Regions from separate parts of the Homo sapiens genome. Here region 2 is linked to region 1. A link is a contact called in ENCODE Hi-C or POLR2A ChIA-PET data. All regions are on one chromosome and are shown on one strand. The core of a region is the stretch at or near the end of the contact, and the rest is flanking DNA. Distances in the headings are between cores, read along the strand shown.

Region 1 (6,573 bases), core at 2,394-4,893:
TCTCTACACTTTCTGTTCAATTTTGCTGTGATCCTAAAACTATCCTAAAAAGTAAAGTCTATTTTAAAAATTTTTAAAAAGCAAGTCAGGATAAGGAGTTGAAAGTTTAGACTGGAGCTCGTAGATTGCTCTTATCATTTCTTGAACAGGGAATAACATGGTTAAGAGGAATGTTTGAAGAATGACACCTTCCACAATGTATAGAGTGGATCACAACATCAGGAGGCTGTGGCAACAACACAGATGCAAGGTGATGAGAGAGGGAATGAAGGTTTAGTGATGACCTGAGATTTGGCAATTATGAAGGAAGACTTGATGATTGACAACTCCTCATTGCAAGACCTTTAGTTTTCGTTTAATTATTCCAATAAATGAAAGTAGTAGTGAAGTCATCTAAAAGGAAAGGCAGAAGTATGAATTAGGAGTTGAAATGTGCATTCAGTTCTGAAAACTCTGTTCTTCAGAACAAGGCTGGAAGGCTGCGCATGGGAGGCACCTGAGTACATAAAAAAGCTGCTCTGTGAATTATTTTAAAAATCTAATTTGCAAAGGCCACTGGCATTGCTTGGGTGCATTTGTGTAAATCAGGCACTCGCTTAAGTCATCTTCAACAGCTAAAGTTATAATTTCCATGCAAAGGCTCAGAATATTAAAACGTTAATTGAAAAAGAGTACTTTGAAAATCCTGTTCACAGAGTTCATTCAGCTGGGCAAGATAGGGTCAGGCCAGTTTTTCATCTGCAGAATAGGCTAAGCCTTTTTGCATGATTTTCCTGGAAAACAAATCCTTCATATGGCAAATGAATGACTCCTTGGTCTGTTTGCTTTATTAAAGGCTATCGTGGTCCTCTTTATTTATTATCCTCTCAGTTTCTGCTAAACTCACAAACTTGAATATAAAATGTCCTGCATTATTTAATCTGCTAGCTATTGTTTATCCCCTCTCTTAAGAAGCCAGGGCTGGCAGACTCAGCTTCTATTACAATGGCTGTAAAGTGTCTGTGGCATCTGTGACAAGGATCATCCTGGCAGGGCAGGGGTCTGCTGCTCTGTGCTCTTCTGCTGCAGGCTGGCAACTTGGGGTAGTGGGCACAGATGCTCCCCAAGCTCTCCCTTCTACCTCCCAACTGCTCCTGCCAAGCCTTAGATCACCTTTACAGAACAGAGGGTAACTCAATGACAGCATCTCACACAAGCTAATCTTTCCTCTGAGGCAGCTGACAAAAGCTGCTGAGAACAGGAGAGTGATTCTGGGTTCCCTCTCTGAAGGTCTTTGCTGATTTCAAGGTCAGGTAGGTAATGCACATGGTATCTTAATTACAGCAGATGCCACATTGTCTGGAATGAAATAGAAAACAGGGATGAAGATAATTCACATGCCTCATCTGGTCCTGATACTTTCCCTACATTATCACATTTTATCCCTCTCACATCTTATGAGAAAAGAAACATTATTTTCCCTCTCCTTATAGGTGAAAAAAATGAAAGCATAGGGATATAAAAGAACCTGCAGGCAGGCATTCTGATAAGCAGTGATTAGTAAGTGCAGAACTTGGGGGGCTAAGCCAGGCCTGCCTAACTTCAGAGCCCAGGGCTTTTCCCTCCACTGATTCTTGCCTTGGAGTTTTCCAGGCCCACTTGGGACCCCAGAATTCTGTGCCTCCCCTACCTGTACTTACATTACTACATTACTTCCAAGTCCTTGCCTGAATGGCAGAACCCAAGGGCTCACCCATAAAGTTACTTCTCTGTCTCTCCCACAGACTGCAGGTCAGTTGGGAGATTTTCATTCTTATCACGCACATCAATTTTTGTCAGTGGTAGGATTAATTTAGCCCATTAAGTACTTTCCCATTAGGCCTGTGGCTCAACTGAGGTGTCAAAATTTGATGTCTTATATTTTATGAATTACACTGATATTCTACTTCTTTGATTCCTTTTCATAGTCTGTGTTATGACCATCTGGACACCTCCTTCTTTTGGAGTTTTGGGATAGCAACAAAGCAAGTACAGAATACTGAACAGATCAATATAGTTAAGCGCATTACCATAATCCACAGACATTAAAACGTCAATACCTCATTCCCCTGACAAAGCTTATATCAACAGAAGGCCCCATGGCACAAGAGATAGATTCATTAGGCTTTCACCTCTGGGAATGGGTTTCAACAAGCTTAGGTCACTTACAAAGATGAGTTTCATGGTCTTAACTTTGCCAAACTTCGTTTATTAGTATTTGGGCTCCAATTATAATCCAATCAAGCCAATAACTTTTCCTTACGAAAGGGACATTCTCCACATGCATCCCATCAAATGCATAATGTCAACATGAGAATTTATTTGAGCTGTGTGTGACCAGTCTCCTGTTCTACTAAAAATACTTGCAAACATTTAGACTGAGAAGCTTTGCATATAACCACATCAGTATGTTAATCCAAGACATGACGAATCATCATTATTTTATTTTTTTTAGAAACAGGGTCTTGTTCTGTTGCTCAGACTGGAGTCCAGTGGCACAATCTTAGCTCACTGCAGCCTCAAACTCCCGGGCTCAAGCAATCCTCTTGGTTCAGCCTACCAAATAGCTGGGACTACAGGCACAAGACACCATACCTGGCTAATTTTTAATAATTTTTTTAGAGATGGAGTCTCACTACGTTGCCTTGATCTTGAATTCCTGGCCTCGAGCCATCCTCCTGCCTCAGCCTCCCAAAGCACTGAGATTACAGCCACCACACCTGGCCTCTTGAAGAATTTTAAAACTCAGTGAGTATTTCTTGGGCACCTACTGTGTGCCTGGCACTGTTCAGGACACTGGAGACATAGTGGTGTGCACAAAAGACTAGGAGTTTATATTGTAGCTGAGGAGACAGATAAGGAAACATGTACATGAAGTCATCTCACGTAACTAACTATAGATGCTGGGAAGAAAACAGACATGATAATGTGATGTGGGGACACACGAGGTAGGGTGGTGAGAGAAGTTTCTGAGGAGTTGGATCCACTGTGTAAAGAAAGTGGCCATGCAGGAAGTTAAGGGAAAGGTGCCCTAGATATAAAGAATAGCAAGTGTGATTGCCTTGAGGTGAGAATGAGTTTGTTTATATAAGGAATAGAAATCAGGCCATGGGGGCCTTAAAGTCAGAGAGGTTGGCAGGAACCAGATCATGCAGAGCCTTCCTGGCTGTGGTAAGAGACTTGGGGAGTCACTGGAGGGTTTAAATGAGAGAAGTGACATTACTATTATTGTTATTTTATTTTATTTTAAATTTTACTACTTACCATTATCATTAATTATGACTCATTTTTTAAAAGTAAAAATTGTTCATGCTATGGCAGGGATTCTCAACAGGGGGTGATTTTTGCCTCCTGGGGACATTTGTCCATGCCTGGAGACAGCTTCAGTTGTCACACTGGGGAGTGCTACTGACATCTAGTGGGCAAAGGCCAAAGATGCTGCTAAACAGCCTACCATGTCTGGACTACCCCCTACAACAAAGAAATAGGCAGCCTAAACTGTCCGTCGTGACGTGCTTGAGAAACCCTGAGCTATGGCAGGGAGAATGGAGAACTGGAGAAGGGGAAAGAGTGGAAGCAGGAGGCTGGAGCAGAAACTCAGAAGAAATGTTGGTTATTTGGACTGGAACGGTAGCAGCAGGGCTGGAGAGAGTGACTCAGGATACATTTTGGAGATAAAGCTGATAGGACCTGTCAGTCAGTTAGCTGTGGAAAGTAAAGGAAAAGGAGTCAAGGGTTACTCTCATATTTTCAGTCGGAGCAACTGGGTAGACAGTAAGGTCATTTACCAAGATGGGGCACAATATGCGAGGAATAGGTTGAGAGGGGAAGATCAAGAATATTGTTTTGGACACATTAAATATGAACTCTGTTAAACTTCCCTGTGGAGATATCAAATAAGGGCTGAATATATGGTTCTGAAACTAAGGGTAAGGGCCAGTTATCAGCAGGTAGATTAGGGGACAAAGTGAGGAAGAAGATCCAGTGGTGGGGACCAGGAGAGGGAGGTTAGGAAACCAGGAAACTACAGTGCCCTGGAAGCCATGGGGGAAAGGATTTGAAGAATGGTGCTGTTATCTGTGTTGAATGTTTCTGAGGAGCCAGTGAGGTAAGAGCAAAAAATAACCCCAGAATTTGGGTGTCCTGGCTGGCTTTCGTCAAGGCAGTCATGACACAGACTATCACAGCTTTGTTGGAGTGGACAGGATTGAGTTCTGATTGAAGTGGGCTTCAGAGAGCAAGGGGGTGTAGGAAATGTAATCAAAGAATATTACTTCTTTCAGTAAATATTGATGAAAAGAGAATCAGAGAAATAAGGCAGTAACAGAATTCCAATTATAGAACAACACAAAAAGTGTTATTTTAAAAAACAGGGTTCTTTTTTTGTAAGTCCCAATTTGTGACATTTACTTATGAAATTAACCAATAGAATTTAAATGAATATTTTCGTGGTGTTGCAGGTGTTGGTAAATAACACATGCATTTCATTCAAATTAGAACTCTGTTTTATAAATGAAATTCCAATAAAATTTTCTAGAACCACTGAAAAACCACTAAAACTTTAGAATGGTAATTTTTGGAAGAATGCATTTGGAAAACCACTATACAAAATTAGCTTTAACAGCAAAATTTCATACATCAATCAGTCAGTAGGGTAATAAACTTATACTCACAATAGGCCTTTCTCTTGGCCCTGAAATTATAGCAAGATTTCAATCCTGTTTTTTTTTTTTAATCCTGTTTTGTTTGTTTGTTTGTTTGTTTGTTTGTTTGTTTTGGAGATGGAGTTTCACTCTTGTTGCCCAGGCTGGAGTGCAATCTTGGCTCACTGCAACCTCTGCCTCCCAGATTCAAGCAATTCTCTTGCCTCAGCCTCCTGAGTAGCTGGGATTACAGGCATGTGCCATCACACCCGGCTAATTTTTGTGTTTTTAGTAGAGACGGGGTTTCTCCATGTTGGTCAGTCTGGTCTGGAACCCTTGACCTCAGGTGATCCGCCCACCTTGGCCTCCCAAAGTGCTGGGATTACAGGCATGAGCCACTGCGCCCAGCCAAGATTTTAATCCTGTTGCTGTCACTTCTTAGCTGTTTGACCTTGAGCAAGTTACTTAACCTCTTGACATGAAAGATTCTCCATTTATAAACCAGTCAAGGTGAGTGTGAAGACTAAATGAAATAATATATGCAAACATGTGTCCGGCATGGGGTCCACATTCTCCTTCTTTCTGGCACCTCCACTTTAGCACTCTCTGACCAAAGTTAGCCTTGCAATGACTCTGTGGAACATGACATACAGCAAAGTTGATCATCATGGGAGGCTCTGGCTCTGGTTTTGTCCTCAGCTCACCTGTGATATCTTTGTACCTCATCTAGCACACATCCAGACCCAGAATGGGCTTTGCAAACAACGGATGCCTATTACCTTGAAGCATCTAAATGATGTAAAACCAAGGAAAGATTTGTTTTTGTGGTTTTTGGATTTTGGTGTATGAGATATTATAGAAAACTAAATATGTAAGCTGTGACAACTTCAATGAGAGAATGCCAGCAAATTTTTAGATTAGGGTTTAGACACAGCCAGGACCATAAAATAGTTACTTTTCCCCAATCTTTCAATCACAAATAGAAGGTTTTTCAAAGGAAGGAAGGTAAAAAAGACCAATAATAATAATAATAATAATAATAATAATAACTCTTGGATTATTTACACTAGTAGAAGTGAAAAAAGTACTTTCAAATTAAAAAAATTTCACTGACCTAATATTGAGATTGTTGAAGAGAAAAGAACTTATTTGTTGATTTGTATTCTCTTTTCAGTAATGGGGACTGCTAAAAGAAATCCATACAGGAGACAAGGAAATTATATTAATGAAATCTTTGTATAATTTAAGCTAAGCAATCATCTCCAGTACACCAAACCACAGGCTTCCTGTACTCATCAGTCCAGACGAATGACATATTCACAAATGTATCATTAGAGTTAGCAAGAGGTTTCTTGTTTTGTTCTTTATTTTTAGACATTGCTAGGGAATATTTATTTCTGTGCAATTCCTAAATTCTGTTAAGTCTTCAACTGATTTAAATGAACAAAAGACATCACTAAGTCATAGCCTAGAATTGGAAGGAAGCTTAAAAAAGCCAGAGGCCCAACTACTCCTCAGCAATGTTCATAACCACTGGTCATCCAGGCCTCCAATTCAACTCTCTAGAGATTTAGAAGTGACTGTTGAACTAGGCAGCCCATGCTGATTCCAGTCTACTCAGATGTCTATAAATTCCATCCTTTAAAGCCACACAGAAACAGGCTAACGCCTTTTTCCAGGCAGGCATTTCCTGTAACGCAACTCAACTCCTCCTAGTAGAGAGTGATGGCTATAGGAGGGAGGGGATGATTAGGAAGCGGTTGCTGTGGGTAGGTCACCAGGCACTGCAGGGCTCTTGCTTCTTGTGAGAGGAGTATTGGTGAGTGAGAGTGGACAATGCTCTCTGTTGACACTGACCATGTTTCAAGATGTAGTTTGAGCCTTACAGACAGACTGAAGGATGTATGCAATT
Region 2 (7,079 bases), core at 784-3,283, 550 kb before region 1:
AATTTTCCTGAATGCTGGCTATCCTAGACATATGTGTGCCATTACTCAGCTTGCTACTGCTTAGGGAGAGGGCTGAACCACCGTTGTGTCTGAGGCCTCACAGATAAACAGAGCAAGGGTAATTCTGATTAAATAATGGTTACCTCCTGAGATTATAGGGAGCGTAGGTAAAAATTAAACCAATGTCCAATTCAATGCCCTTTAAAAAAGTGTTGTAGAGACTTAAGAGGCACGCACTGTTTAAGGACACACAGCAGGAAGCTCCTCAAACCCTTTGTGAGGGTTAGTTTCCTTTATTGTTATTGCATTTATTGTTGGCTATGGGTCATTTTACATTGGTGCTTTGTTACTGCCCTTCATTTCCTTTCAACCTTCCTTTCTGGATGTCTCTTTCTTTTTGTGTCTTACCTTAGGCACCCTGACTAAGCTTTAGGATTTCTAGATTCCTTTCCCTCAAATGTTATTGAAGACAAGGAACATTGCTACTTGTATTCTTCCATTTCTCTGTTGAATACTATGTTTCCCCACAGTAGCTCTCATCATAGTAAGCTCCCTCTGTGGGTAACTCTAGGAGCCATTTAGTCAACGTTAGTCCAAAGGTGAAATAGGGCGGATCTAAGTGTAGTCCCATTTAGGAGACTTTAGCCCAGGTTAAGCCTCACTGTAACCAAAGATTTCTAATAACGTGTGGATAATCAGTGATCTTAGCTTAAGAAATATTAAATATAACCAATGCAAATGTAAAGAAGCTTTGGGTAGTGTCTTTGAAAAACTGGAATACATATGTCCAAATGCATTAGTTGGGAAATAATGAATATAAGCATTTCCCAGCACACAATCATCTCTGAGCTGGGAATATAACAGTGCTCCTAACACAAGGAGAGGTATTTGGTTTACTCTTTGCTAAGGCCCACACACTGGAGATGACTGCTTTTGCTTTAGTTCTGCTGATCTTTTTTATTTTCCATAGGACAGGATCTGGCCTTGTAGCATGTTCTCCTCAGGCTTCCTAATGACACTGTCCAAATCTTTGTTTCACTTTAATTTTTCCACACTCTGTGTGGGGGTGCATCATCCTGCCTTGGAATAACTGGTTCCTCCCTCTTTTGCATTTGAATCTGCTGCCTCAGCACCTTATTAAATATACTGAAGCCTATGCTCATTACTTCTATGCAGTTTAAAGTGACTAAGAATCTAGCACACCAGGATTTTTCTGCCACCCAAGAATCTCAGTCCTTATTAAGTGGCTAAGTGATTCCTAATGCCTACACTAAAAGTTCAGAATTTAATTTCTGAATCGGTATGAGGCAGGAGGATGGCTTTTAATGGGGTAGTATTTCATTAAATTGAATTATGGCTAAGGTATAGTTTATACACCTTCTGTAGGACAGCATTTTTTTTAAAGGGGAATTTTTGGGACTCTAAGAGTGTAGCAAAATCTCCTTCAAGTAGGTCATTCTTGGTACATGAAATCCTGACTTTTAAAATCAGTATCTTCATATGTGGTTTTGGATTCTTCCAAAATATAGTATTCAGACTTGATGTGAAACTAATCAAAACATAGAAAAATAAATGAAATTAAAATATTTAATGAATATCATTCTGATATGTATAAGCAAATCAGAGTTAGTCATAAAAGAAGTAACGCTATTTTGATGGTAAACTTTCACACTGACTTAGTATAATGGAAATGTAATATAAACTCATTTCCATACAAAATCTGATTCCATTTAATTAAGATATTAATACCTAAAGAAAACATGTCTTTTCCAACTGTCTGTCTCTCTGCTGCTTATTTTGCACTGTTCTGTTTTGTGGGAGGGTGTGGCTTCCTAAATGCAAAAGCAAGTCTTGCGATGACTCAGCACTAACCAGGGCAGCCAATTTTGTTGATAAGAAACATCTAAAATATCAATGATAAATGGAGTATACGTAAAAAGAAGAGGGCTGAGGCAAACAATGCTTTTTCAGAAAATATCAAACTTCAAAAGATGCATGGCCATTAAACAGTGTACACAGTATACTAAGTAAGGTTTTCAGGTACATTCCTACATCTGATGACTCACCAGAATTAATTATAAAGTGGTGTGACTGAAAGAACCCTGAAAAACTGTGACTTATGATTCAGATATTTGTATTGTTACATTATAATTTATTTGGATTGTTGCATTTTAATTTTTGTTTATCCCACTACAAGGTCCTCAGTGGGTGGCGTATGTTGTAACTAAAACACTTTCTTCTTGACATAATCTAACACTAGTATTGTGAAGCCATAGTTATTTTGTGGTACTAGCCAATCTTCACAAAAGTTATATGGGAAAACTGAACTGAATATAATATAGATAGAAAAACCAAATTATGGTTTAAAGGAAATTAAAACTATTTCAATTACAAAACATTTTTTCTTCTCAAAATAATCCTAAAATGAAAAACAACTGTGAAATGTGCACTGAAAATATCTAACACAGTTAGGCTCCTGGTCTATACTTATCTGCTAATAAGATGTTTCAGTAATATCGTATTTGTAATAAAACAGTGAATTACGAAAGGAGAATTTTATTGCCCACATTAAATTTGGGAGATAAAAGAGAAACAATTACATGAGACCTTTCACTGGAGACCTCTCACTGGAGACCTCATGGCAGGACAGGCTGAAATAAAGCTTCAGTTTCTGAAGTTTAAACAAAACCTGTCAATTTTATTTTCCCAGAAGAGAAAGAATATGTTGGCTTTGGCCTTAGATTACATGGAATGCAAAATTAATTTTAGGTTTCACATGTTGGTAATAAATGTTAATTTAACAGTGAAAAATTTCTTTCCTTGTGAAATGATGAACAACCTAAACTGTCTCATAAAGGCCCCTTAGTGACCAGTGAGACACAGACTGCTTGTGTTTACCTCCCCCTTTTAATAAATTTAAGGACTTATGAGAGGAACTATGCAGTAGTAAGAATATATATATATATCTTGAATAATCCATTAACAACACAAAGATTTGTGACTGGACTAATTACATCCGGACCAGAAGAAATTTTGGTTACAACTCTTTTCTTACTAAACAAATCACAGGATTTTGTACATTTCTGAATCTTCCTTTCCCTACATCAACTTGCACATTCTGAACAGTATGTTCGTGCTTCCTGGGCATGGATTAGCCTCCTAAAGTATATAATTCCAATAATTAATTATCAGTGACAGAAGGGATGAATAAATTATGCTTCAAGCACAACAAAATTAACAGTGAAAAACTGTTTGCGTAAGTTTTTCTTAATGCATGTGACTATATTAAATTTAATATTCTATATGACTGAGAGACTCCCAATAAGTTATTAATCCTGAACTATACCACTGCCTGCTTTAGGACAAAGAATAAAATGGAATTTAAATGCTACACATGTCACGATGTTTTGAAAAGCTTTTTAAATTTAAGCACAGAGTAATGATGTGAACTGCAAATTCTAACAGCCTGGATAAGTGAAATATCAATGCTGTGTTCATTCTTAACACCAGAATGTCAGGATTAAGCTTTAGGTCTTGTTCATAAAACTAAAGCCAAAACCATCATTCTCTCTCCTTGCTGAGAGCTTAGCATGAAGCCACTATGAGATGGGAGGCTGTTTTCTTTAAACAGACAAAGAATATTACAGAGATTCACTTAGAAATACTAAAAAAAAGGGTAGGAATATCCCATTTTACTCTTACTTTTGAAGGTTGGTAAGTGCCTCAATACCATAGCACTTCTGAGTTTGCGCTTTGATTTACCATAGTACGTGCCATCAAAAGAAATTTCCCTTTAGTCTGAATGTACTAATCATTAAGTATGTATGAAATCTGCAAGGAGATTGAAATGTTAGATACAAGTCACTTTTCTCTTCAGTATTATCTTTCATACTCTAAAGTACTGGTGTGAGTTCTGTGCGATGGTACAGGCAGCAAACAGCTGGAGAGGGCAGGAGGCATTTTCTATCCCTAAGCTCTTCCAATGAATGCAGACCAAATAATCACTAAGGTAATGTTTACCAGGACACAGGCCTGAGAACTTATAAAAGGCTTCCAGAACATATTTAGCCCTGAGCATGACCATCTTCTATATATGCATTTATCCTGAGAGGCAACTATATACAGATCATGGGGTAAGTAAGTAAGTTCCCTAGATAAGAGTTAAGATACAGAATCCTAGTTTTAACTGAGTGAGTGAGTTACATTTTATTCACATGAGACATCTTCAGCACTCTGCTTGCATACCTGTCAGCTAATGGTAAGAATGTCCAGGGGGCAGTATAATGGTCAATGAAGGTGGAAGTAGAAATGGGAGGGCTGTCCCTATGTCATATTTCTCATTAATATTCACCTGACTTCTAGACTGTCTACTTCATTCACATCTGTCTTGCACCTTGGTGGTGTGTGTGCACGCGCATGTACACACGTGAATGTGTTGGTGAACTAGAATCATGAAATTCTGACAGCTCTAAAAACTGGTACAAATAAAGGAAATTACATTTTGGAATGCCCCCTCTAAGGTGAAAATGCTTAACTGAAAGTATGCTGTTATTTCTGTGGATTTGTGCTTTGCAGTTTCTCTCAAAATTTTTGTTGCCATTACGAGGACTCTACGAACTCCTGAAACTTTTCTTAGGACCTTTCTGGTAAATTCAGACCATAAAATAGAATATGTATTATTATGTGTTTTTAGAATAGAATATGTGAATGTTTGTTTGTTTAGATGTTTAGAAAGGCATAACTCTGATAAGGTGGTTTTATATTTTCACTTTCTTCTTTACTCTGTTAATCATTCTTTAGCTGCTCTGTTCTCCAGCCCACCCTCCTGTTCAAATCTGTTTCTTGCTTCACAGCTCTCTGTACATCCTTGAAAAGCAACTGCCTCAACTCTAACTTTGACGACGTTTCATGCGTTGTGTGTGTGTTTCTTTTTTTTTTTTTGGTAGAGACAGGGTTTCACCATGCAAGCCAGGCTGGTCTCGAACTCCTGACCTCAGGTGATCCGCCTGCCTCAGCCTCCCAAAGGAGGGAGGGGGCTGGGCACTGTGGCTCACGCCTGTAATCCCAGGCATGAGATTACATGCCTGGGATTACAGGCGTGAGCCACCGTGCCCGACCTACGTGCATTGTTTTCTGATGCCCAGACAAAGGAGGAGGAAAATGACAACCTTACAAATAATGTAGGAGCATGATGATTCTTACATTGGGCTTATACCTGGCAAGAAAGAAAAGAAAAATCTCAGGAGGTCCAAATAATTCCCAATATAAAATTCTGTTTGTTTGTTTACAAATATAATCCTGCTTTGGCAGAGGTGAAAGCCAGCTGTGGTTGGAACATGTCCTGCAAACATGGCATTACCAATGCTGTTTATAGCACCAACGGAGTAGGGTCTGTGGCATAGGATGGCAGCCTACAAACTGTGCCTGAAGTAGAAACAAGGTGTGAAAAGGATAGGATAGATCTTTTATCCTTCACACACTTAGAAGCCTGTGCTTTTCTATTTGCAATGGCCTGAAATGGTAGGATTGCTATGGTTAGCTAAGAAAGCCCTTGGTAGGACTGCCTATTTCTTTAACAAATTTGCCTTTGACTTTTTACAAGTGGAACGTACTTTTAAAACACCCAGTTAATAAAAAATAATGGTAGAAGACTGTCGAAGGTAATGTGGTATAAATTCATTGTTAATGAGAACAATAATGTTACTCTGCTGGAGGACAGAGTCCTGAAGGCTGAGTTTGGCGCCATCCTGTCACTATGTGAGTTTTCTCTTGATGATAGTGAGCTCTTTCTGAAGTTCACTGAACTTAGGGCGATTTTCAGGTTTATAATCCCAACACTTCATCATGATTTTGGAAATATCCTCTGGACAGTGCTGGGGAGCTGACATCCGGTATCCTGAAGACCCAAGAGAAGGAGAACAGAATTTAGAATGGAGGTAAGACACAAAATGTTCACACAGGGCATTATGCAGTTATTAACTTTTGGTACCTTATGTTGTAGTTATATGGAAACAAAACATCCATTTCTGGGGAGGCTGAGTTTTTATTTTCTACAGGTGATGCAGAATTCAATATTACAGAGTCTTAGAGTTCTAATTCAAAGAACATTTTTTATTTGTTCATTTCTCAGAAAGTCTGATGTAAGATACAATACAAATGCATATTTTAGTTGCTCTAAGTATTCACTTTCAGAATTAGATCCTGTGAACAGTTTTAAAAAATCATCTGTGTTTTTCAAGATGAAGAGAAGATGAGGATTTTATAAATGTGAATTCAATATGAGGATTTTATAAATGTGAATTCAATAGGGAAATAAAAATGAATATGAGTCATATTCTTTTACCGTCTGTTGGTTGGCAGTGTTTCAGCAGTGCATTGGGTAGTGTGTAAAGGTAGGAGAAGGTAGAAAGGAAGTTAGAAAGGCATCTTCCTTCATCCACTTCTACAACCATGCCCCTCACTGGGGACCAGACATTAGGGCACAGTATTTTATCACGAGCTTTCTTTTTGTCGAGACTGTATGCTACACAAGTGCATGCAAGCCTGTCACCATTACTTAGTTATTCCCATCTATGGTCTAGGAACCCCAAAGGGTTTCTTCAGAAGTGCTACAATGTTGTCATATTCTCAAAGACTTCCTGAAGACTAACTGCATTTCAATTGGGAATATTATTTAAAAGGAGGTTTATCTGGCATAGAATACAAGAGTTTGAGAAACACCACCCTATTTCTCTTAACGACAGTGAACAGCACAATCCTGCAGCTGTCATGCCAGACAGGGAAAGGGTGGAAGAAAAGCCTATATACCTCTCTCTCGCATTGAAATCCTTCAAAGTGTTTGGATAAAGAGCAGAGATGTTAGATAAATCTGCTTCTGAACCCCAGAGATGGTCTCATAACACAACCAAACAGTATTTAACACACCCCTCCTCAAGCAGACACACTATAAGCACTGCCTACCCCTGGGGCTGGACATGAACACTAACAATGAATGTACTTGGCTCACCTCTTTCTACTTGCTCTCTTGCTTGCTGATTTGTCATTCCAGGGTACGGACAAACCCCTAAGCTGAAGGTCTC

Evidence for each region. Hi-C counts contacts between places; a loop is a spot of excess contacts on that map. ChIA-PET counts read pairs that join two places held with the same protein, here RNA polymerase II (POLR2A). Pooled maps may share reads with other maps.
Region 2: a map of endothelial cell of umbilical vein shows a loop between it and region 1 (2.2-fold over the local background). The contact joins two enhancer-like sites. A Hi-C loop is called at or near these places in 1 of 168 maps with a recorded cell type or tissue (endothelial cell of umbilical vein) and 4 of 50 pooled maps. POLR2A ChIA-PET finds 5 or more read pairs at or near these places in 1 of 52 experiments (PC-3).

The regions. Positions count from the first base shown.
Region 1 is chr5:108,639,346-108,645,918 of GRCh38, reverse strand. No RefSeq gene overlaps it. Among named protein-coding and RNA genes, the nearest start is that of LINC01023, 86 kb to the left of the region's middle. RefSeq lists an enhancer at 3,297-3,591. Within about 2 kb of position 3,643, at least 3 of the 41 ENCODE cell types and tissues checked have a DNase peak (open chromatin) inside an H3K27ac peak, as active enhancers do.
Region 2 is chr5:109,186,250-109,193,328 of GRCh38, reverse strand. FER (FER tyrosine kinase) reads right to left here. Exons shown (of 20, transcript NM_005246.4): 19 at 7,007-7,079; 20 at 1-5,896. The coding sequence ends at 5,754. Among named protein-coding and RNA genes, the nearest start is that of PJA2, 220 kb to the left of the region's middle. Within about 2 kb of position 2,033, at least 3 of the 41 ENCODE cell types and tissues checked have a DNase peak (open chromatin) inside an H3K27ac peak, as active enhancers do.